Linked DNA regions of Homo sapiens: region 2 is linked to region 1. Evidence: chromatin loops called from intact Hi-C (ENCODE). Cell type or tissue: heart right ventricle. All regions are shown on one strand. Links, peaks and the distances in the headings refer to the core of each region. The heading gives the core; the rest is flanking DNA. Region 1 has its middle 11 kb from the start of ITGA11. Region 2 has its middle 63 kb from the start of ITGA11.

Region 1 (11,302 bases), core at 1,756-9,755:
AGAAAGAGCCTCTGCATACTCAGAGAAAGTCTTCAAAGTCTGTCACTTGTCAGCCAGGGATCTCAGTGGGAAATCCTTTCCAGTGTGTAACAGAGGAGTCATCAGACCCAGCTGTCACGGGGGAGGAAGAAGATATTTCAGCTGGTGTCTCTGGAGTATATTCCCAGAGTCTTTACAACCCACACCTCACATACAAAGGTTCTTCCCTTGGTTTGTCCTTGGCACTGACCTTTTGTGGTCTAGCACCCATCACACTGTATTGTGCCCACATCATGGCTGTCTCCTCCATCAGACCGTGAGCTTTTAAAAGGCCATCTTCACAGTGCCAGCACCATTCACATAGGATGCACTCATTAAATGTCTGTTGAATGAGTGAACAAGTGAGTGAACAGATGCATTCATGTTTAGAGGGAGGGATGAATGGATAAACAAGCCAGCACTTTCCCAATGAACAAGATCTCAGGTCAGTGTAGTGGAAAGTTCCCAGCACCTGGAAACAAAAGATGGATGTTGATTCACCACTTGGGTGACAAGGTCATTAGAAACCCAAACCTCAGCATCACACAATATGCCCATGTAACAAACCTGTACATGTACCCTCTCAATCTAAACTATATATATTTTTAAAGATGTATGTTTGAATCTGAGCTCACTGCTCACCAGCCATATGAGCTTATCCAAGTCCCTTAGGCCAGGTCTGGCACTTGGTAGCAGCTACATGCACCATGTGCCAGTCTTTGCCTTAAATGCTTAATCCACAATGCCTCATTCAAAATTCACAAGGAACAAATGATTTAGGCACTATTGTTCCCATGTTACAGATGGAGAAACAAAGGTGCAACAAAGTTAAGAAACCATAGTATAAGACCTGAAATTAAGGTTCAGTATTATGTGCTGTCTTGACGTGTGGTGAAATCACACAGGCCCCAAATGGCCCAATTGCCACTTCCCCTTCCCAGTATGCTCCGATGGATAATGTCCCCCAGCTAAACTACCCTCCTTATCAAGAGGGCCAGGTGGAATTTCTCCTTATCCCTAAATAGTGGGTTTTAGTTCTCTGCCAGACCCTGGAATTATTCAAACAAACCAATCACACTATCCTGTAGGAACCAGGAGGCACCTCGCCCTCTTGATACTACAAAGCCTGCCTCCCTCAGCCCTTGCTATTCACTCTGTTTCTGAATGTAGCCCCTGTGTGGCCCTATGTGGCATGACTCATCCCCCAGACTGTAAGGACATGTGACTAATAAACTGCTGTGGACCTCACCTGTCCTGTGTCGGGTGTCATGTGTTCAGCCATTCCCATAATCCTAGAGAGGTAATCTCCCCCTCACCAATGGGGTGAAGTGGAGGTGACTAAAACAGAAATTTGCCCAAAGTCACACCGCTAGTGAGACAGGAAGCTGGGACTTGAACCCAGGCATCTGATGCTAGAGCTTACATTCTTCACTTTGTGCCAAATTGCTCACAGTAGTCCAATAATTATCATCCCACTAGTCCATAGGCATCATAAGGTCGCAGGCAGTGCCTTGCTAATAATGCATTCCTAGGGCGTAGCACAGCACCTGGAACATTAAAGCGAAGTTTCATTGGGTGGATAAACAGATGAATGGACTTCACATTTCTGAACCTCAGTTTTCTCATCTGAAATTTCTCATCTCCCTATACCTCACGAGAGGCAGTTGGTCAAAGACGTTAAAGTCATTAACTTTGGAACCAGATTAACTAGGGTTAAATCCTGGCTTCACCAATCACATAACCTTGAACAAGCTCCTTAACACTCTGTGATTGAGTTTTGCCATTATAAAATGAGGACTGAATGAGTTAACATATGTAACAACTCAATGACCATTATTATTGATTTGCATGGTTATTTTTGAAGAACATGTTAGAATGCATATGTAAAGGACCCTGGAGGATTGTGGAATGAGGGTGGGTCTTTGGTGATGTCCCACTTCTCCTATCAACCGTTTGAGATGGACACTGCTGGCTGCCTGCCCAAAAACCATTCTGCGCCTTCTTTCTTCCTTCCCAACAGAGCCTAAATTTTGTTAAGGAATTAGCCTCTCCTACAGCCGACTCAAAGTAATATGGCCCCATCCCCAGCCATGAACAGATCATGACTATTCTAAGTCCATCAGGTGATTTTATTCCCTTTGCCAATGATCGGTACAGGCATGGGATCCAGTTCTGCCCAGTGAAAAGTGAGGAGAGGTGTGCCAGGGGCTTCTGGGAAGTTTCCCTTTTTTCCTGTGGATGTCACCATGATGGATATATTTCAGTGGAACTCTAGCTGCCGTCTTGGACCAGCCCGAGGACAATGAGAGGGCAGAAGATGAGCTAGGGTTGTGATAACCTCTGTTTGAATTTCCTCTACCTCTTCACTTCTTATTTTTTCAGGGATAATACATTCACTCATTATTTAAGCCCATTTGGGTTCAGTTTTCTGGAGCTTGAAGACAAAGCATCACAATTGATGTAATCCTTCCTGTATTTGGCACTCTTACCCTCTTCCTATTGCAATCGATAGTTGTCAATTTTCCTGTCAATCTCTCATGTCATTTCAGTTGTAGCTTTTTTTTTCTTTTAATTTGTCCTTCTCTCTGTCTAGACATTAAACTTTTTGAGAGAGGGAGGGTGTCTGTGCTCCCTAGATCTGTGCCTGGGACATAGCACACACCCAACAAATATGTGATGAATAAATGAATGAACAAATCTCCTAGTCCTCAAGTTGTTATTAGATAAGACCGAATAAAATCACTATGCCAGCAGTAGGTGGTTTTGAATTGGAAATTCTAGAAGATTCACCAGAAGATTCTTGCTGAGTTTTATGAGATATTATCAAAGGCCATCATTAGGAAATGACATTGTCATATTTTGATTTTCACTTCCAAGTTTGGAAGCTTGAGTAATCTAGGTAAATTCTTCCTGTAAAGGGAACTTAAAAAACTGGACAAAATATTTTCCAAAACTCAGCTTGAAAGAATGAGAAAACTATTAAGGTAGTAAAAAGAATTACTGGACTGAGATCTGAAAGAGAAAGGAAACTCAAAGACGTAAGCCTGGCATTTGGGGCTGCTTTTGCCCTGGAGGCATTTGCAAATCTGGAAGATGTGGCTGAGACTGGGAAACATTTTTGACGGTATTTGTGGGTAGGAGAAAAAGTTGTAGTTCAGGGTCTGCCAAAGTGGGGATCACAGTAAATCCTTAACACCTTAAAACCCTAAAGGGCTTTGCCCTAAGAGTGAGAGGGATCTGTCAGTACACCAGTCCTCACATAGACTGTAACCCAGCCTTTAAATGCCTGGGTACCCAAAAAAGTCTCAACTTCTGTAACATTATTAACAGGATTAAGGTGATCTGAGTGGTGTCAAGAACCTAGCAGAAGCAAATTATTATCTTTGGAAGATAAAATTCAAGTTCTCAATTTATTTTTTACAAACAATTTTCAAGTACAATGACCTGTGCACAAAGATAATGAATCACATGAGGAACAAGACTATATATATATATATATATATACACACACACACACACACACACACACGTATATATGTACATTATATATGTACATGTATGTGTGTATATATGTATGTATATATGTATATGTATGTATATATATACATATATATACATGTATGTGTGTGTGTGTATATATATACATATATATATATATATATATACATCAGAGGAAACAACATACAATATAAATAAATCATAAGGACTCCAGTTTCTCAGACCCAGACTTTAAAATAATAATTTTTACTGTGTTTGAGTAGATAAAAGACAAGATTTAAAATTTTACCAGAGAATTTGTAAAGAACCAGATGGAAAATTTTAAACTAAAAAATTAAATAATCAAAATTAAGAGCTTAAAGAATGGATTTTGACTCAGCTGAGGAAGACTTAATAAGTTGAAAGATAGAGAAGAAGAATATATCCAGAATGAACAATAGGAAGAACAAATTGAAAAATGCAAGGAGAAGATGAGATACAATAAGATTTGGTTAGAAATTCTGACAAGTGTTTAGTTGGAGTCCCAGTGGTAGAGGAGAGAGAAAATGAGATGGACACAATGTTTGAAGAGATAATGACTGAGAATTGTCCTAAACTGATGAAAGGCTTAAATCCACAGATAAAAGAAGCCAAATTAATCTCAGGAGAATAAGTAAAAATAAACCCACAACATAGCAAAGTTTCTCTAAACCAAAATTAAAAAGAAAAATCTTAAAGGCAGCTATAGAGAAAAAAAAGACATTTTACATTCAAAGGAGCAAGGATTAAACTGAAAATGGACTTTTCAACCAAAACAAGAATTGGAAGACAATGAAATGATAGTTTCAATGTGCTAAAAGAAAAAACAATGCCAGTCTAGAATTTTGTGCCCAGAGAAAATATCCTTCAAAAATAAAAATGAAATAATGGCATTTTCATACAAACAAGAACGGAGAGAATTTGACATCAGAAACTCTAGTCCTAAAGGAAACACTAAATAATATTCTTCTGGCAGGAGAAAAATGAACCCATATGGAAAGTTGAAGATGAAAGAAAAGCCAGAAAAATGGTAAATATGTAGATAAATCTAAATTTTGACTGGCTGCAAAAAAAAATATCTCCTGGGGTTTAAAATACAGAGAGAATAAACAAAAATAATTGTTTTTGAATCAGGAGGGTAGCAACTGTGGGGTAAATGTTCCAAGGCCCCTGCATTGTCTGAGAGGAGGACAAAAATTATAATAAAATTAATATTAGTGCTTTATCAAGCAAACATACATGCTGGAGTCTCAAGGAAACATTAAAGAATAGCAAATGAGTTGATTACTTCCAACATAGCAGAGAGGAAATAGAATAATTACAAATGATCTATCCAAAAGAAAGAAACAAAGAAAAAGGAGTATAAATCAAGCAGGACAAATAAAAAATCCTATGATAGTAGATTTCAAGGTGAGTATAGAGGCATTAAAATTAAATGTAAATAAACTAAGTGCTCCAATTTTAAAAAAAGTTGAAGAGTTTAAATTTAAAAACAGTTACATGCTGCTTACATGAGATAGGTCTAAAACACAGATATAGAAAGGTTGAAAGGAAAAGAGTGGGAAATGACAGAGAGTCCATGCAAACACTAACTGAAAAAAGGCAGTGAAAACGTGTTCATATCAGACAAAATAGACTGTAAGGCAAAAAGCATTATTAAAAATAAAGACCCTTGTAATAATATAAGGTTCAATCACTAAGAAGATATGATAATTCAAAATCTGTACACATCTAACTACTTAGCCTAAGCATCTATAAAGCAAAAATCAACAGAACTACAAGGAGAGACACAATTCTACAATATTTGAGGGAGATAATTTTGCTTATTTTGTTATAAGAAAATAGCACTTTGTTAACTATGGGCCAAGCACTTTTCCACACACTTCACATGTGCTAGCTCATTCAACCCTCACAACTGTGGCATGCAGTAGGCACCCTCACTTACTAGGTGAGAATTCTGAAGCACGGAAAGCTTAAGTAACTTGCCCAAAGTCACAGAATTGGTAAAGTATCAGGGCTGAGATTTGAAACCAAGCATTCTAGCTCTGGAGTGTTACTGACATTAACACTACTCTCTTAGTAACTGGCAAAAGCACACAGGCAAAACTCCATCAGGGCAGGAGGTTTGGCCGTAGTCCTATATTCTCTATGACAGTAGCTCTTCTAAGCCCAAATTTGTGGCACATTAATGTCTAGCAGTGGGTTGTCATGAGGTTGAAATGAGATCACGTGTTTATAAACTGGAAAATGCTGTAAAAATGTTAGTTCTGTTGCTTTACTTTTGATCTCCTATTTTATTTGATTTTCAGGTGATTTTATGTTTGTGGTATCCACTTTTGTTGTCATCCCTTCAGATCCCTATTGCAAAAAGTTAGAATATAAATAACTGATAAATTGTTGTTGCATCACAGTTTATACAGCTGAGTATCAAAATGTTTGTGTCAATAGAATCTGAGTTAAACACATTAAAGGGTCACATATTGATGATGCTTTGGGATTTTTTTCATCCCACACGTTGTGTGATTCTGCTTCTGGGATATCAATACACTTAATGAAGGATGGAATGACCGGAGAGCTGGTGTGGGACCCTATGCAAGTTACTGACCTTCTCAAGCCCATTGTAAACTGCCCACTGCCTTCACAGGGCTTCAGGGAGGGTTACGGGAGACATAATTGGGAAAGCCCCTTGAATTATATACAGAGCTAAACAAATGTCAGTCATTGTTAAGAATCTCAAAATGATGCAGAGAGTTCAACTAGTCTGTTGCATGCTGTTTCATGTGTTGTTAATAATAACAGCTAACATTTATTGAGAGCTTGTCATGTGGCAGGCACTGTGCCAAGCCCTTCCAAGGCTGTGTTTCATCTCTTCCTCACAGTGGCCCAAGATGCAGAGCGGTCAAGGGCACTGCAACCAGATTGCTTGACACCATCTCCAGGCCCCACCATGTTACCAGCTGAGTGTCCTTGAGCAAGATAAGGTTCCTTTCGTGCCTCGGTTTCTTCATCCGTAAAATGAGAATAACAATAACACCAACTTCATAGAGCTGTGATTATTGGATGAGTTAATGTATGTCAAGTGCTTAGAAGTGCATCTGGCACTCTGTAAGAGTTTGCTGTTTTATCATTTTTATTTTATAGGCAGTAAATTGTTGTAAGTGGCAAGTCACCCAGCTATTGAGGGGCCAGGCTGGGATTCTAATCCAGGTCTCTCTGACCACAGAGCCTATGTTTAACTACTAAACTTCCTAGCCAGCAGCCCCAGGAGCAACTTCAGAGGCCATCAGCCATTTGCAGAGCCTGTTTTGAGGCTCTGCAAAGACCAGGGAAAATGCTAGCTCCATTTCCCTTGCAATAATCCTCCAAATGATGCTTGATTTTTGGCCTTCTCTGAGGGGAACACTCCCAAGAGGCCTTAAGCCCAACACTTGCACCCACATTTTTCTCACTAACGCTCAGCAGAGAAAAAATGCTCACAGAAGCATTTGTTACCCAAACATTAACTAAAACACCCACACACATCATACCTCCACCCCTCCTCCACACCACCACTTGGCCTCTGCCCCCAGCTGCAAATTTCCTGGGATATGTTTATTTCTGGGACATGCTTGGGGATGAGCAGGAGCAGCTGGGGTAGTCTGGGAGAACCTTCCCTGGAAGAGCAAGAAGTTTGTCCTCTTTGCAGAAGTAAGTGTAGATGAGCAGTCTCTAAGCCGGCACCCACTGGTGGCTGCCCCAGCCTAGGCGGCATTTGATCCCAGGAACAAGGCCAGCCCTTCAATCCTGTGATGAAGGGGAAGTAGAGGATGGCTGCATCTTTTTTATCTTCTGGCAACTGGGCTACTGAGGCTGACTAACAAGGCTGGCTGGAGGTGGAGATTAGCTAGTGGGTTTCATTAGTGCTCATACTGTTAGGAACTTTTTTATGGTTTGTCTTGGGTTGTGTTCCCCTATCTTCTGCTCTTCAAATTCCAAGATCAGTTATGCAACTTGTGATATTCAGAAATTCCTGCACACCCTTCCAGACTGAGGTCACCAGCCCAGAAGGCTAGGACCAGCTCTCAGCTAAATGGAGAAACATAACACGCTAATTTTTATCATTCCCTCAGCTGCCTTTCTGAAGGTCTACTTTCTCCTCCTGGACCCTTGAGCTGCACGAGAGCTGGTGCTCCTGACCCACACTCACTAAAAAATCATATCTTTTCTCTTCCCTATTAAAACTCCTCCTCTGTTCAGGGAACTTGGGGAAGAAAAGGATGTGATAAATAAGTTCACACTACAGGTGAGTGGTTGATATTAGTTTAATAGGTTAATCGACTTCCCAAAGAGGATATTCTTTTTCAAGGGGTGTACCCAGAGCCAGAAACTCAAACAGCAGAGTTTCTGGCATTCCCAGACATCCCAGTTGCTTGGACAGATGTAGGCAAGTCTGGAGGCAATATAATTAGCATGGTTTGGAGGCACTATCAGTGTTGCTCCCTCAACTCTGGGGTTCAAATCCTGACACTGCCACTTTCTCGCTACAAAAATTGGGGCAAGTTGCTTCACTTCTCTAAACCGTTTGCCATAGGTTGGGCTTTCTTGGAAGTAGACTCTGATATAAGGGCTTAAGTGTAAGTTGTTTTTTGGAGGAAGTGATCCCAGAGAGCACTGTCAAGGCAATGAAGAAATAAGACAAGGAAGGAAGCTAAGGGTGCAGCAGTGAGCAGGTTACCACTCTGGGTGACTGGGGTGCAATCCCACTGGGCACTCTTTGGAGATTGTTGGAGAACACACCTCAGAGTGGTCCCTTGGAGGGGAGGGAGCTGGGGTACCTGTCCACCAGCTCCCATCGGTCACTGGTTGAGGACTGCTCCCATTAATGCCTCACCATGCCCAGTCTGCTGAGAGGTGGTCCAGGGGCTGGAGAACACCCTTGGGCTTATAGTTGGAGGCCATAAGATCTGGCTTTCACAGGAATGGTGAATGCCAAGGGAATATATTGGAGTGTTGACAGAGACTCAATGCCATCCATTCAGTGGGAATAAAAAGACCCACGGTATGCTGAGGGATTGAATGAAGTCAGGTAGAGCATGCAGCACAGTGCCTGGTCCACGGTCAGGACTTCATCAGTCATGGTTATAGGTCCTGTTATTCATATTCAGGGGATGCTGGGTACTACCCAGAGAGGAGTGTGTGGTTTGTTTTGGAGAGAGTTAGGAAAGAAAATAAGGAAGGCAGGAGTAAGCCCCCATTAAATAGGGCCTTGAAGGGCAGGCAGGGCACAGGTTTGATCCTATGAGCAGCAGGGCTGCGGGGTGATGCAGGGCGCTTGGGTGAGCAGAGGACATAGCACCTGTGGAGCCCAAGGTGGGGAAAGACGTCATCTTTATGGGAGCTCAAGTGATGCCTATGAAAGCACAAGATGCCTTCAGGGAGTGTGAGGAGGCATCTGAAAAATGATCCATGAGGCAATGACACCTCCTTCACAGAAACTTCTTCAACTGGTAGAAAGGCCACAGGCTTCTGTCCTTCTGACTGGCGTGGACGCAGTCCTACCCTAGTCTCCCCCACCTCCTGCAAAAATCTCCAAAGGCTTCTCATTACCTATCAAATGAAAGCCATACTCCTCATTATGACATTAAAAATCCCCCACAATGTGACTCCAAATTATTTTTCAACTCTTGTCTTTTTATCACTCCTTCCCCCCAACCCCGCAAAAAATTTGATCATCCCCAAAGAAAAAGATTAAAATGTAAAACTTTATCAGAACCTTATTTATAGCCAGAGAGTGTCCTCCAGGGGATCTGTCCCTGGCATTTGAGACAATGCTGGCTGCAATGGCTCATAACCTTTAGGCAACATCTGAAAGTGGTAGAAAGAACCAACACTGCTCTGAAAAATAATGGAAAATGGTATCTTCAAAATATACGGGGTCATCTGTACCTTTGAGGTTTACTTAAGGAAATGTTTCTCTTCTTTAACATGGATTTGATTGTGTTGGATCTGAAGAATATTGTTTATTATTGCTGCATGTGTATGTATGCATGCATGCATGCATGCGTGTGTGTGTGTGTGTGTGTGTGTGTGTGTGTGTGTGTGTGTTCCCATCATGCCCACTGAAAGCCCACTGAAAGAGAGGGGGCAAATGTGCACATTGCCTCCTCTGCCAATGGAGAGACTTAATAGTTGACCAGACTTAGACCAAAGAAGTGGCTTCCAAGGAAGTCAGGAGTTAGGAATCATGAGGCAAACTCCCTTTCTCCAAATACACCAGAGGGAGCTTACCCTTAAAGGGGCGGGAACCTGAGACTTGGGTTTACGCTGTTCTCACACTTCTGCCACCTCTGACTATTCCTCACTCCCTGGAAACAGCTCAAATGCTGACTCTTTTGCACAGACTCTGGTAGGCTTGCATTTCCTCTACTTAGAATGTTCACGTCACCTCTGAAAAACTCCTATTACCAAGGCCCACTCTGAGGTGACCTCCTTCTCTGGCCCTCCTATGTGCTTCTCTGGCTCTCTGTTCACACTTCTATTTTAGCCCTTCTCACAGTCCCATTTACCATCCAGTGCCAAAAAGCAACGAAACCAAGTGGTTAGGAGCTTGGGATCTGGAATCAGGCAAGACCAGGTTCAAATCCTGGGTCTTCCTTTTACAAGTTCTGAAACCTTACCTCTCTGATCCTCAAGTTCTTCCTCTGTAAAAGGCAGGTATAATTGCACCACTTTGTAGGGCTGTCATGAAGATTAAAGGAAATGTGAGGAAAGCATCCAGCTCCATAAGTGATCAATAAATGGGAGGTGTTGTTTTGATTATTACCGTTCATGTTTGTCTCCTCTCCTAGATTAGGAGCTTTGTGGAGAGGCAATAACACATCTGGTTTGTCACTCTAACCCCAGGAGAGTGTCTGGTAAATGCATTAATAGAATGGCTCAACTCCTGCTCCCTTACCAAGTTGCACCCTTGGCCGTGAACCCTATGCACTGTGGGAATTCCTCACTCTGCTGCATGTCTTGTTTCACGTCATGACTGCTTCCCAAGACTGTCCTCTTTACCCCTGTGCACTGCATCCAGACCTTCACTTTCATGGCTTCTCTCAGACATCTCAGCCCAGCCCAGGACCAGGATGGAAGTCCTGGAAACCCCCTGGGTGGTGCTGAGGACTAAACGAAATGATGCAAGAGTTGCAGTTAGCCCATATTAACTTCTCAGTTAAAGGTATTCTTCACATCGCTGTAGTGACATTCAATTCTGATGTGGCTCTTCCAGTCCGGTCCAATGTCAAGGGTTTAGCCCAGCTAAACCCCATCAGAAATGACCTCTCAGCTGGAACATCCACTGACACCTCTAGACTTTTAAAGCAATTTCTATTCTCTCATACCCTTTGACATACTTTTTCTTCAAAGAGATGTTTCCTTATCCATCCTGCGTGTCTGTCTGTGCTGTGGCCATGCTCCTTCCCTTTGATATCTTTACTGCAAATGCTGTATATACTTGTGGCTTGAGAAATGGAGATCACAAAATAACTTTCTAGATTCAGTATAGGTTGTGTACAGGGCTTGATCCTTGTAGAAATTCCAGTCACTGACCCGCAGGCACAGGATTAGGAAGAATGGCAGCATCCACCCGGCTCTAACATTTCGGATTAGACTTTGAAGCGGAAAGTGGCTGGGACAAACATACACTACTGGTGTAAACACACTTCTTCAAAGTTAACCTGCTTCACTTTGTTGGTGGGGATGAGACCTGGCATGACAAATAAAAACCAAGGGACACCCTCTAAGC
Region 2 (11,302 bases), core at 1,966-9,965, 52 kb before region 1:
ATTTTCCTGGAGAGCAGAAGTCCCTTTCTGTCCTGTTTGAAAGCTATTCGGACCTTTGGAAAGAGTCTGGGTGATGGCATTTTGCCCTTAAAAATACAGTGAAGGCTAGAAACTGGAAAGAATTCTGATGAAGTCATTCCTCCTTCCCAAGAGCCGATTAGGCCCTGATGCCACTCCCAGGTTTCAGAAATTTGGGAAGCCCTCAGAGAGTGGCAATTTCAAGTCAGGAGCAGCTGCCGTCCAGCATAGGGACCCATGGCATCACAGCAGCAGGCCAGCCTGCTGGGAGCAGGGAAGAGAGCTCCAGGCCCTCACCATGTGTGCCTGGGCGTCCCTCTCCTCTCTGGCCCAGATGCTTCCACAGAGGAAGAAGATGAGGCCGATGAACTGCTGAGCTCTCAGGCCCTCCCTGTGGCCTTCTTCTGAAACCCCTTCAGGCCAGCATGGGAGGGGATGGGGAGAATTTCCAGCTGTGTCCACTCCCGTTACTAGGAGCCATGGCAGGTCCTTTGGCTCAGAGACTCATCTCATGTCCCTGTGGGCTGCCCAAAAATCCAAAGGCATGGGGAAGATAGGTGACCTCTAGTACCCCTGGTCCTCACCAGAGCATGCCCCCAAGCTCTCCTTACCTCCTCCTGCGCTGTGTGATTTGAGGGGCTCCAGAAAACCTTTTCGTTTCCAAATTTATCCTCCAAACCCTGCATGGGCCTGCCCTGGGGGCCAAGGATTTCCACAGTCAGACTCACAACTCGGGGTCGAGGGTCGGTGTCTCCAGAAGGCTCCTCCTCCAAGTAGGCATCCAGTGCCAGGAAAGAGCAGAGGTGGATTTAGGGCAGGGGACTGGGTGAAGGAGGAGAGCCTGGGAGGATCTGGCAAACTCAGGAAGGAGAAGAGGTTTGGAGAAGCTTTTTGAACAGAGTTTAAAATCTGGCAGGATGCGGGGAAGTGAAGAACAGAGTGGAAACAAGCAAGGAAGGGAAGATACAGAAAATTGAGGGAGACAGAGGAAAGGAGAAGCAGAGGGGCTGAGAACCAGGAGGCAGGAGGCTGGAAAGAGGGAGGTGAGAAGAAGGGAGTGGGAAGGAATGGAAGGGAGTATGGGGGGAAGGGGGAGAGGAGAAGGCAGAAAGGGCAGCTCCAGGACCTTGGCCTGCCCACTCTCCTAGGTGCAACCATGGTAGGTCCTGGGGTACAACCTCACAGGAGGCTTCTCCCCTGAGGTTCTGGGCCAGAGACTTTCCTCACCTACTCTTTGATCTGGGCCTGCTGGGAACTTTTTATCTCCCTCGTCTACCCACCAGTTTATTACCTGCAATCAGCCTCTCTTTCCCTTGGGAGGGAAAGGTGATGCTCGGCTCCTACCCTAGGAGAGGACACTGATTAGTCTAAGCCAGTCTTGGTCATTCCTTCCCCTTTGCCAGCGATGGGTTTAATCTGGGCATGTGATGCAGCTCTAGCCAATGAGTCATAAGGGGAAGGGGACTAGCTCCTGGAAAAGTTTCCCATAAATATAAAGAGACACACGGCAGGAAACACCCTGCTTCGTCTCTGAACTCATCCTGCCTGCATGAATCCCTTGGAATTGCTGCATGCATCCTGCCACTTGCTCATGGTGCCACTGAGCCCTGAGTTCACTAACCCTTGGGACTGGACTGCTTGTGTGTGATGTCACATATTTCCCTCATGTTTTAGGTATATATTACTTGCAGCCAAAAGCATCCTAAAAATATAAATTTTTAATGAAAGTATTAAAAGGCTTTCAAGAAGGCTGAGCAATAGGGACAGACTGATCCAGGTACACGATGGATATTTACATGGGGAGGCAAATTTGGTCTCTCTCTGTTGCCCAGGCTGGAGTGCAGTGGTGCGATCACGGCTCTCTGCAGCCTCAACCGCCTGGGCTCAAGCACTCTTTCTGCCTCAGCTTCCCAAATAGCTGGTACTACAGGTGCGCACCACTATGCCTGGCTAATTTTTTGTACTTTTTGTAGAGACGGGATTTCACCGTGTTGCCCAGGCTGGTCTTGAACTCCTTGGCTCAACTGATCTGCCTGCCTTAGCCTCCCAAAGTGTTGAGATTACCAGTGTTAGCCACTGCACCTGGCCTCAGGAAGGCAAATATGTGATTTCTGGAGAATGTTAATGGACCATTTAATGGACGAACATTAAACTTGGAACAAACAGAGCTAAGATCTAGACCTGAACCTCCCATCAACTCACTGTATAGCCTTGGATAAGTCAAATATTATCTGAGTGTCCCCACCTGTGAAGTGCAGAGAATGACACACCCTTCATAAGAAAGGCATGGGGTGGTCTGGTGCAGTGGCTCACGCCTGTAATCCCAGCACTTTGGGAGGCCGAGGCAGACGGGTCACTTGAGGTCAGGAGTTCGAGACCAGCCTGGACAACATGGCAAAACCCCGTCTCTACTAAAAATACAAAAATTAGCCGGATGTGGTGGTGGGCCTGTAATCCCAGCTACTTGGAAGGCTGAGGCAGGAGAATTGCTTGAACCTGGAAGGCTGATGTTGCAGTGAGCCAAGATCGCGCCACTGCACTCCAGCCTGGGCGATAGAGTGAGACTGTCTCAAAAAAAAAAAAAAAAGGAAAGGCATGGGGTGTAAGGCAGGTATTATTACTGCTGATATTAATATTCTCTTTCCTTTGTAGAGCTGACAAATCATTTAGTTGTCTAATCTATAAAGACCATGTTGAGATGGGAATTACTGCCCTCATTTCAAAGAAGAGGACATGGAGGCCCAGACCACCTTAGGATTTTGCCCAAGGTCACAGCTCTTGAGTTGCAGAGCTGGGATCTGTAGCTAACATCAGATCCAGGGTTCTGTCTACTCTGACCTGGGAGGGCCTGAGTGGCATTCATGCACCATTTGGAGTGAGTTAGCTTCAGGCTCTGTCCAACTGACGGTTAGAGCTGAAAACCAGGCTCTAGAAAAGAGGTCAAGATTGGGGAAGGGGCAGGAGCTTGAAAGGCCTGGAAAGTTGGCTCCACTGAAGGATAACCTAAGGAAAGCAGGCAGGTGAGCTGGCTCAGGTGCTATGCCGTGTGAACACCCATGGGCCACTGCATTCAGGGTTGGGGACTGGTACCTTCAGGTGTCTAGTGTTGAGAAAAGAGTATTGGCTGAGGCCTTGGGAAACCAGAGTTCAATTCCCAGCTCTGCCCTTTCTAGCTGTGTGAGAGTGGGCAAGTTCCTTAACCTCTCTGAGCCTCAGTTTACCCACCTGTAAAATGGAAGCAATAATTCTTGCCCATCCCATGTTGATATTACACAGGTCGAATGAAGTGCTTTATGAATTGTAAAGCTTTAGAGAAATCTAAGCAATTGCTTGAAGGGGGAAAGGACATCAAGAAAGAAGAGCCATCTATGTTGGCAGACAAGGCACAAGCCCCCTGGTATGATGGGATTTGGGTCCTGCTTTGGGGTCATCAGGACTTATCCTAGCTCCAGGACAAATAGTTTGCCTGGAAAACGCTGACAAAGAGCCAGAGCTCACTGAAGGGCAGCTGATTAAAAATCAACCTGGTGAGGCTCTGCCACCGTTAATGAGGTGTGATCCTGAAAGTGCAAGGCCTGGGTGGATTCTGCAAAGAGCCTGTTGGCTTTGATCCCCCTTCTCCTATAAAATGTTATGTCTGCTCTTGGCCCCTCAAATTCCTAGACGGACGAATCAGTCTGGGCTGCCTGTGGAATTTGCAAAGAATGAATTTTCAAAAAAACACACTTGGGAACAATAGTTACCAGAAGTGTCTGGGTCTCAGAGGAAAAACAAACACCTTAACCCCAGTCTGCAAGTGTTTCCCAAACATCCTTCTACCTAATGCCTTCCCCCATGCTGACACCTAACATGAAGCATGTCATTTAATGAGGAGCTAGTTTACCCTGTGCTTCTGAGCCACGAAAAATAAAACACCACCAGACACAGCAGCTGTGTTGGAGCAGATTCCCCACATCCCCTTCCCTAGGGAATGAATGGCCCCAGTAGCAGCTGGGCACAGACCTCAGGGTCTGCTGTTTGGGAGAGACAGCAGTTAACTTGTCTTTTACCTACTTTTACATTTTTAATTTTAATTTTAATTTTGATTTTAATTAAAGCAATGAATGTGCTTAGTTTTAAAAAGCCAAACAGGGCCAGGTGCAGTGGCTCACACCTGTAATCCCAGCACTTTGGGAAGCCAAGGCAGGAGGATCACCTGAGGTCAGGAGTTCAAGACCAGCCTGGCTAACATGGTGAAACCCCATCTCTATTAAAAATAGCTGGGCGTGGTGGTGCATGCTTATAGTTCCAGCTACTTGGAAGGCACAGGCAAGAGAATTGTTTGAACCTGGGAGGCAGAGGTTGTAGTGAGCTGAGATCATGCCAGTGCACTCCAGCCTGGGCGACAGAGTGATACTTCGTCTCAAATAAATAAATGAGTAAATCAGTCAAATAGTACCATAAAATTTTTAATAAAAACAGCAGTCTCTGTATTCACCTCTCCCCATCCCCAATAGGCAATCATTTTTAACACCTTTTGGAGTATTTCACCGCATATTTCTATATAACAAGCTTATAATTCTGACCCTTGATTTTTCCTCTTTTCCTTTCATTAATTTTTAATTGACAAGTAAAAATTATGTATATTTATAGTATACAACATGACATTTTGTATGTGTATACATTGTGGAATGGCTAAATCAAGCTCTTTAATATATGCATTATCTCACATGCTCATTTTTGTGGTGAGAACACTTAAAAACCCACTCTCAGCACTTTTCAAGTATACAATATGCTGTTATTAGTTACAGTCACCATGATGTACCACAAACCTCTTAAATTTATTTCTCCAGTCTAATTGAAATTTTGTGTTCTTTGACCAACATGACCCCAATCTCCTCAACTCCCAGCCCTTGTTAACCATAATTTCAATCTGTTTCTATGAGTTTGACTTTTTTAGATTTCATATATAAGTGAGATCATATCTTTCTGTGCACGGGTGGTTTCTCTTAACATAATGCCCCCCCAGATTCATTCATATTGTTGCAAACATCAGGATTTCCTTCCTTTTCATGGCTGAATAGTATTCCATTGTGTATATACACCATGTTTTCTTCATCTATTCATCCATTGATGGATACAAGTTGATTCCATTGAAGGAAACAAAAATATTCCTTTCTGGAACACTGGCGATTGTCGAGCTGAAGAAGATTAAAACACAGGGGGATACTCTGCCCCTCCCTCTGCTTGCCTAATGGTGATTTATAGGAACAGGTCTTCCTGCCATCCTCCTTGCCTTTTCCTGCCTAATGAGGGGCTTCTTTCCAATGCTTGCTTATCAACTTAGAGACAGCAGTGCCAGAAGATCTAGGTGCAGACTTTACTCTTCCCATAAATTTACCTTCCCACATTTTGCTGCCTTGTGGAAGCCTGAGGCTGCTCTCTTCTTTATCTTGTCACTATAGAATTTATGAGTGTTTTAAAAAATACTGTTTAAGCAAGGCCCCTAAACCACAGCCTTGAGAGAGAAATATTCCCTCTCCCCTGTGATGGGTACAGCACACACCAATACATTTTTGCTGGTTTTTCTCTTGCTAATCTGAATTTTGTTTATAGGAGAGCATCTCAGATAAGAAGCTATGAGGGAAAGAAAAGAAATTATATTTTCTCCCCTACATTCTATCTTGGCTATTGTGAATAATGCTGTAATGAACATGGGAATGCTGACATCTTATCAGCATTGATTCTTGACTTATTTTTTTTTTGACATTAGCCATAAATGTCAAAGATGATAGCTTAGCTCTCTTATACTTCTCCCCTAATCCTAACATACACACAAGTACACGTGTGTGCATACACAAGCACATGTACACATGCAGACACACACACTTCCCAGATTCCCATCTTTTCAATATGATTGTATCATAATTTTTATCTGTCTCTTATTCAGTATTGACATGATTATGATTATATAAATATTGTTCACAGCTGAGCCACCTAGTGTACCATGATTATATTTTCTTTCTTTTGAACAGCTTTTTGTTTTTTTCAGCTAATAATTGCTTTTCCCTCTCATTTGTTTACTCTCTATGAACTTATGATTAATTCAGCCCCTTTGTCCAGAACTATAAACATTTCTCTATTGAGTTAAATACACCATGTAAGCTTAGGTTCCTGTTTCCTGGAGCCATTTCTTTTGAAACTTTCTGTCCCCCTGCTCCCTCTGAACTGGTTGCATGCTAAGCCTCTGTAGATGTGTCATCAACAATGACAGAATAATTCAGATAAACAGGTTTGCGAACAACAGCCTATGATGGTTAATTTTATGTGTCAACTTGACTCGCCAAGGATGGCCAGATTAAATGTTATTTATGGGTGCCTCTGTGAGTGTGTTTCCAGATAAGGTTAGCATTTGAACCAGTGGGCTCAGTAAAGTAGAGCACACTCACCAATGTGGGTCTGAATCATCCAATCTGAGAACAAAAAGACAAAGGAAGAAGAATTTGCCCTTTTGTTTCCTGCCTACCTGTTGATCTGGGACATCTCATCTCATCTTCTGTGTCCCTTGGACTGGGATTTATACCATCAGCTCCCCCAGTTCTCAGGCTGTTGGACTTGGACTGAAATATACCACTGACTTTCCTGGGTCTCCAGCTTGCAGACAGCAGACTGTGGGACTTGTCAGCCTCCATAATTGTGTGAGCCAATTCCTCATAGTCAATCAATCCATCCATCCTTCTGGTTCTGCTTCTCTGGAGAACCCTGATTAATACACTGCCTTGATAAGCAGATTCTACATGGGCAGGAACAGAGTGTGAGGGTCAAACAGAGATAGCCTACCAGCAATGTGTTCTTCAGAAGAAATGCAAAGTGTTGGCTAGGAGTGAGGAGGTTATAATGAGTATGTGTAAGTCAGGTTGGCTGGGAATGGAGAGTAGGTAATTGTTCTTTCTGACTATGGAAATCAGAAGGCTTCCCAGTGGCGGTGATATGTGAGCTAGGCCCTGGGTGATTAGTAAGATTTCAAAATGCTGAGAAATGAAAAATCCAGAACTCAGTTGGAACAGAGGAAGCATTCTGAGGAAGGGAGCAGAGACTGGAAAGTGAACTGTAAGGAGGGGAACGCATGTGCTGGGAAATGAGGCTGGAAGGGCAGCAGCTGAGCCTGGTCCTAGAGGGTGAGGGGGAAACATGCACCCAAGGAGTGTGTGCAAGTGATGGTGATACCATTCATGCTATTCTAATGACCTCCTGCGCTCTGACAAAGAGTCTGCGCTTTATCCTTGCCAAAATGGAGCCACTGAATATCAAGGTTTTGAGCACCAGAGTGTCCTCTGCTGTGAAATAGGACAAACAAGCAGAGGCTGGAAGGGACAATTCAAGCAAAGAGGAACTATTCCAGCCAGGAGCTGGAGGATAGCTTCGGGCTCTGTGAAATGGAATGTGCAAGAAATGTGTGGTTATTTTCTGAAAGTCTGTCTTGTTTATCACTGTGTCCCCAGGACCTAGACACAGTGGAGTTTTGGTGACTCTTTAATGAATGAATGCATCTTTGAACAGGCTGGAAGCCTCCCTAGGCAAACAGTATAGCCATTGCCCCAGGAGAGTCCCCCAACTCATACACCCACAGATATTCAGCCCCTTTCCTGAGGGCTGGAGAATCTTCCACTCTCCGTGGCCACCTTGCCTTCCAGAAGCACTGTCTGTGCCTTTCTCTGGCACCATGTCCTCTGTAAGCTTGGGCTTTCTCAGAAGCCTGAAAAGAAGATTGCTTCCAACATACTTCCCTCTCATCTTTGCACACGGCCCTACAGAGAGGGAGCCCAAAAGTCCAGCTTCAGTCTCAGAGTGGGAGATAACTCGATGGGAAAAGTAAAAACCAAATAGACCTCATCCTCCTGATTCTTCTACAGAGCAAAAGTAAACACAAATCGGTATCTGCACACTTAGCCCTGTGTCTGGCATGTGATGGGTTCTCCAACCTTTCCATTGTTATTTGTAGCTGCTGCTAAGTGCTGCCTGAGTTCACCAAAGGGGCCAGCCTTGGACCTTCCTCCCTGTGTGACCTCCCTCCCTTCCCAGTCTGTCAGCAGCAGAGACTGGGAATTATGCCAGTGTGAGGGTCGGTGCTCCTGGCCACTCTGTTGAGGTCTCCACTGGCCTGAGCTCTCTGCACGCTCCACTGAGTCCCGGGGAGATGGTTATGAGGTCACCTCTGGCAAAGGTTTTTTAGACACTCCCCTCCACATCCTCCTTTTCTTGAGTCAAAGCAACCCATGATTCAGCCTCCAGGGAAGAGGAGTGAAGAGAAGCTTTGAAAACAACCTGCAGGGCAGGAGGCAAGAGGCCAGCAGCAGGACTGCATGAACACTGATGGGTCACGGGCAGCAGATGGGAGTTTTGCTTCTAGAGATAGACAGATCACAGAACAAATCCCTACTCTCTGCAACTTACCAGTTTTGTGAGCCCTTGGATAGTTTCTAAACCTCTTTGAGTCTCAGTTTTCTCATTTGTAAATTGAGATTCGTAGTCCCTAACCCTTGGATAGTTGGAGGTTTAAAGTGGACTAGTGCCGGTCCATAAACAATGTTTTAACTGGTCTGCAGTGAGATAAAAATAGAAATGGAGAGTAAGGGTTCAAAAACTTCTACAGCACTTTAAAAATGCCTGACATCCAGACACTGGCTCCATGGACTTATCTCATTGAACAGGATGTAGACCAAAATATTGCTCTTCACTGGACTGGAAATACATTTAAAAAACAAAAAACGGCCGGGTGCGGTGGCTCACGCCTGTAATCCCAGCACTTTGGGAGGCCGAGGCGGGCGGATCACAAGCTCAGGAGATCGAGACCATCCTGGCTAACATGGTGAAAACCCGTCTCTACTAAAAATAAAAATAAAAAAATTAGCCAAGCGTGGTGGCGGGCACCTGTAGTCCCAGCTACTCAGGAGGCTGAGGCAGGAGAATGGCATGAACCCGGGAGGCGGAGGTTGCATTGAGCCGAGATCGCGCCACTGCACTCCACACTGGGCAACAGAGCAAGACTCCATCTCAAAAAAAAACAACAAAAACAAAAACAAAACGTGGTTCTTGACCACCAATAGTTTGGGAGGCACCATTGTGAAGAATCTAGCTACCCAATAAACAACATTATGATCAGAACACGGGAGTGCTGAGTGGTATTGGATTTGGTATGTTTCCTCTCTCCCCAAGCTGCCCAGGTTGGTCTATGGCAATCCCATCCTTCCTTTTATGAGATCTGCTCTGTGCCTGTCACTGGGCTTGGGACAGGAGAGTCACGTCACCTTTGACTCATGCCTCCAGCTCAGCCCTCACATCCAACCAGTTGCCAAATTCTGCCTCCCCCAGTGTCAGTGTGTTTCCCATTTCTGCCCTCTTCCTTCCAGCCCCCCTGGCCCCCACAGGACACAGGTCCTTGCCACAGTAGGGTGGTGGTGGCCTCCTTCACACACGCTGTCTGCATCCTGACCCTCCCCACTCAACTCCATCCTCCACACTGCCTGCAGAGGGAGTAAATGTTTTTATTTAAATAAACGTATTTAAGAAGAGTTTTTGATTTATAGAAAACTTGCAAAGATAATACAGAGAGTTCCCATAGACCCTTCACCCAGTTTCCCCCATTGTTAAATGCTTTGATACATTTGCCATAACTAATGAATCAACACTGGTACATTACTATTAACTAAACTCCATACCTGTTTGGGTACCATCAGTTTTGTTCGTAATGTCCTTTTTCTGTTCCAGGATCCCATCCAGGATGCCTTATCATGTTTAGTTATTATGTCTGCCCAGCCCTCTCTAGCCTGTGACAGTTTTTCAAGAGAGGGAGTATTTCAAAGCAGACTCATGGGTTTCCACTCTGCTACAACCTTGGTGGCTCCCCCATTGACTTCCATGACCTGGCCCACAGGACTCATGCCTCTACTTCCATTCACTGTATTCTTCACCCAACCTGAGGCCAACATACAGACAGCCCAGTGTGGGGCTTGGCTCCTGTAACTTTCCCAGGCATGACTTCCCTCTTTCCTTCTTAGTATACGAAATTCCTTCTTGTCCTTCAAGAACCAGCTGGCATATAATCTCAGCCTTCTGATGATCTACATCTGGCTGCCCCATGGCTCACTGCTTATTCCTCTGTTTAGCATGGATTCTCTTCTACTGCCAGGTCTTTCTCCCCACTAGACATAAACCCTCATAAGCCAGGTGGCTGTGGCATAGTGGCTATGCAGCAGGAGAAATTCGCTTATGTTACATTGGGCAAGTGTCTCAGCCTCTCTGACTCAATTTCCTCATCTGTAAAATGTGGCCAAAGATACATACATATCTCCAACGGTTGAGGTAAGAGCTAATGTAACCAATGTGTTATATACTAAATTCTCAACAAACGGTGGCTATAGAATCAACCTAAATGCCCATCAGTGGATGAATGGATAAAGAAAATGTGGTACATATGCACAGAGGAATAGTATTCAGCCATAGAAAAGAATGAAATCTTATCATCTGCCAGTAACATGGATGGAACTGTAGGTCATTATGTTCAGTGAAATAAGCCAAGCACTGGAAGATAAATATTGCATATTCTCACTCATGTGGGAGCTGAAAAGTGGATCTCATGAAGGTAGAGAGTAGATTTGTGGTTACCAGAGGCCAGGAAGAGGAGGGAGGAGCGGGGAGATGGAGAGAAGTTGATTAATGGGTACCAATATACACTTAGATAGAAGAAATGAGACCTGGGGTTTGATAGCTAAGGAGGGTGACTATAATTAACATTAATTTATTATACATTTCAGCTAGAAGATAATAATTCTAATGTTCGCAGCAGAAAGAAAAGATAAATGTTTAAGGTGATGGATATCTCAATTACCCTGATTTGATCTTTACACATTATATGAATGTATCAAATTATCTCATGTACCCCAAAAACATGTACAAATATTATGTCTCAATTTAAAAATTTTTAATTGAAAAAATGGTATAGTTATATTACTGTCATAGTTATTATTTTTGATTCTACCTCAGCCCCTCTGTGCAGAGGCTGGCACATAAAACGCAATCAGAAATTGAATTTGGGTGGGTGCTGTCACTCACACCTGTAAACCCAGCACTTTTGGAAGTTGAGGCAGAAGGGTTCCTTGAGCCCAGGAGTTTGAGACCTTCCTGGGCAATATAGCGAGACCCCATCTCTTAAAAAAAATTGCATGATGACGTGAGCTTGTAGTCCCAGCTACTGGAATGCTGAGGTGGGATGATCCCTGGAGCCCAGGAAGTCGAGGCTGCAGTG

What was found. Hi-C counts contacts between places; a loop is a spot of excess contacts. Peaks named below come from ENCODE experiments on the same cell type or tissue, not always from the same donor. Only the 100,000 strongest peaks of a DNase experiment are listed, where the experiment ranks them.
Region 2: it touches region 1 in a loop (2.0-fold over the local background); 7 of 110 quality-filtered maps call a loop at or near these places.

What each region holds. Positions count from the first base shown.
Region 1 is chr15:68,437,339-68,448,640 of GRCh38, reverse strand. No RefSeq gene overlaps it. Among named protein-coding and RNA genes, the nearest start is that of ITGA11, 11 kb to the right of the region's middle. In heart right ventricle, for the core only: no CTCF peak of the experiment used is centred there; DNase peaks (open chromatin) are centred at 6,390 and 7,270; H3K27ac peaks cover 469 bases; H3K27me3 peaks cover 527 bases.
Region 2 is chr15:68,489,964-68,501,265 of GRCh38, reverse strand. No RefSeq gene overlaps it. Among named protein-coding and RNA genes, the nearest start is that of ITGA11, 63 kb to the right of the region's middle. In heart right ventricle, for the core only: no CTCF peak of the experiment used is centred there; no DNase peak of the experiment used is centred there.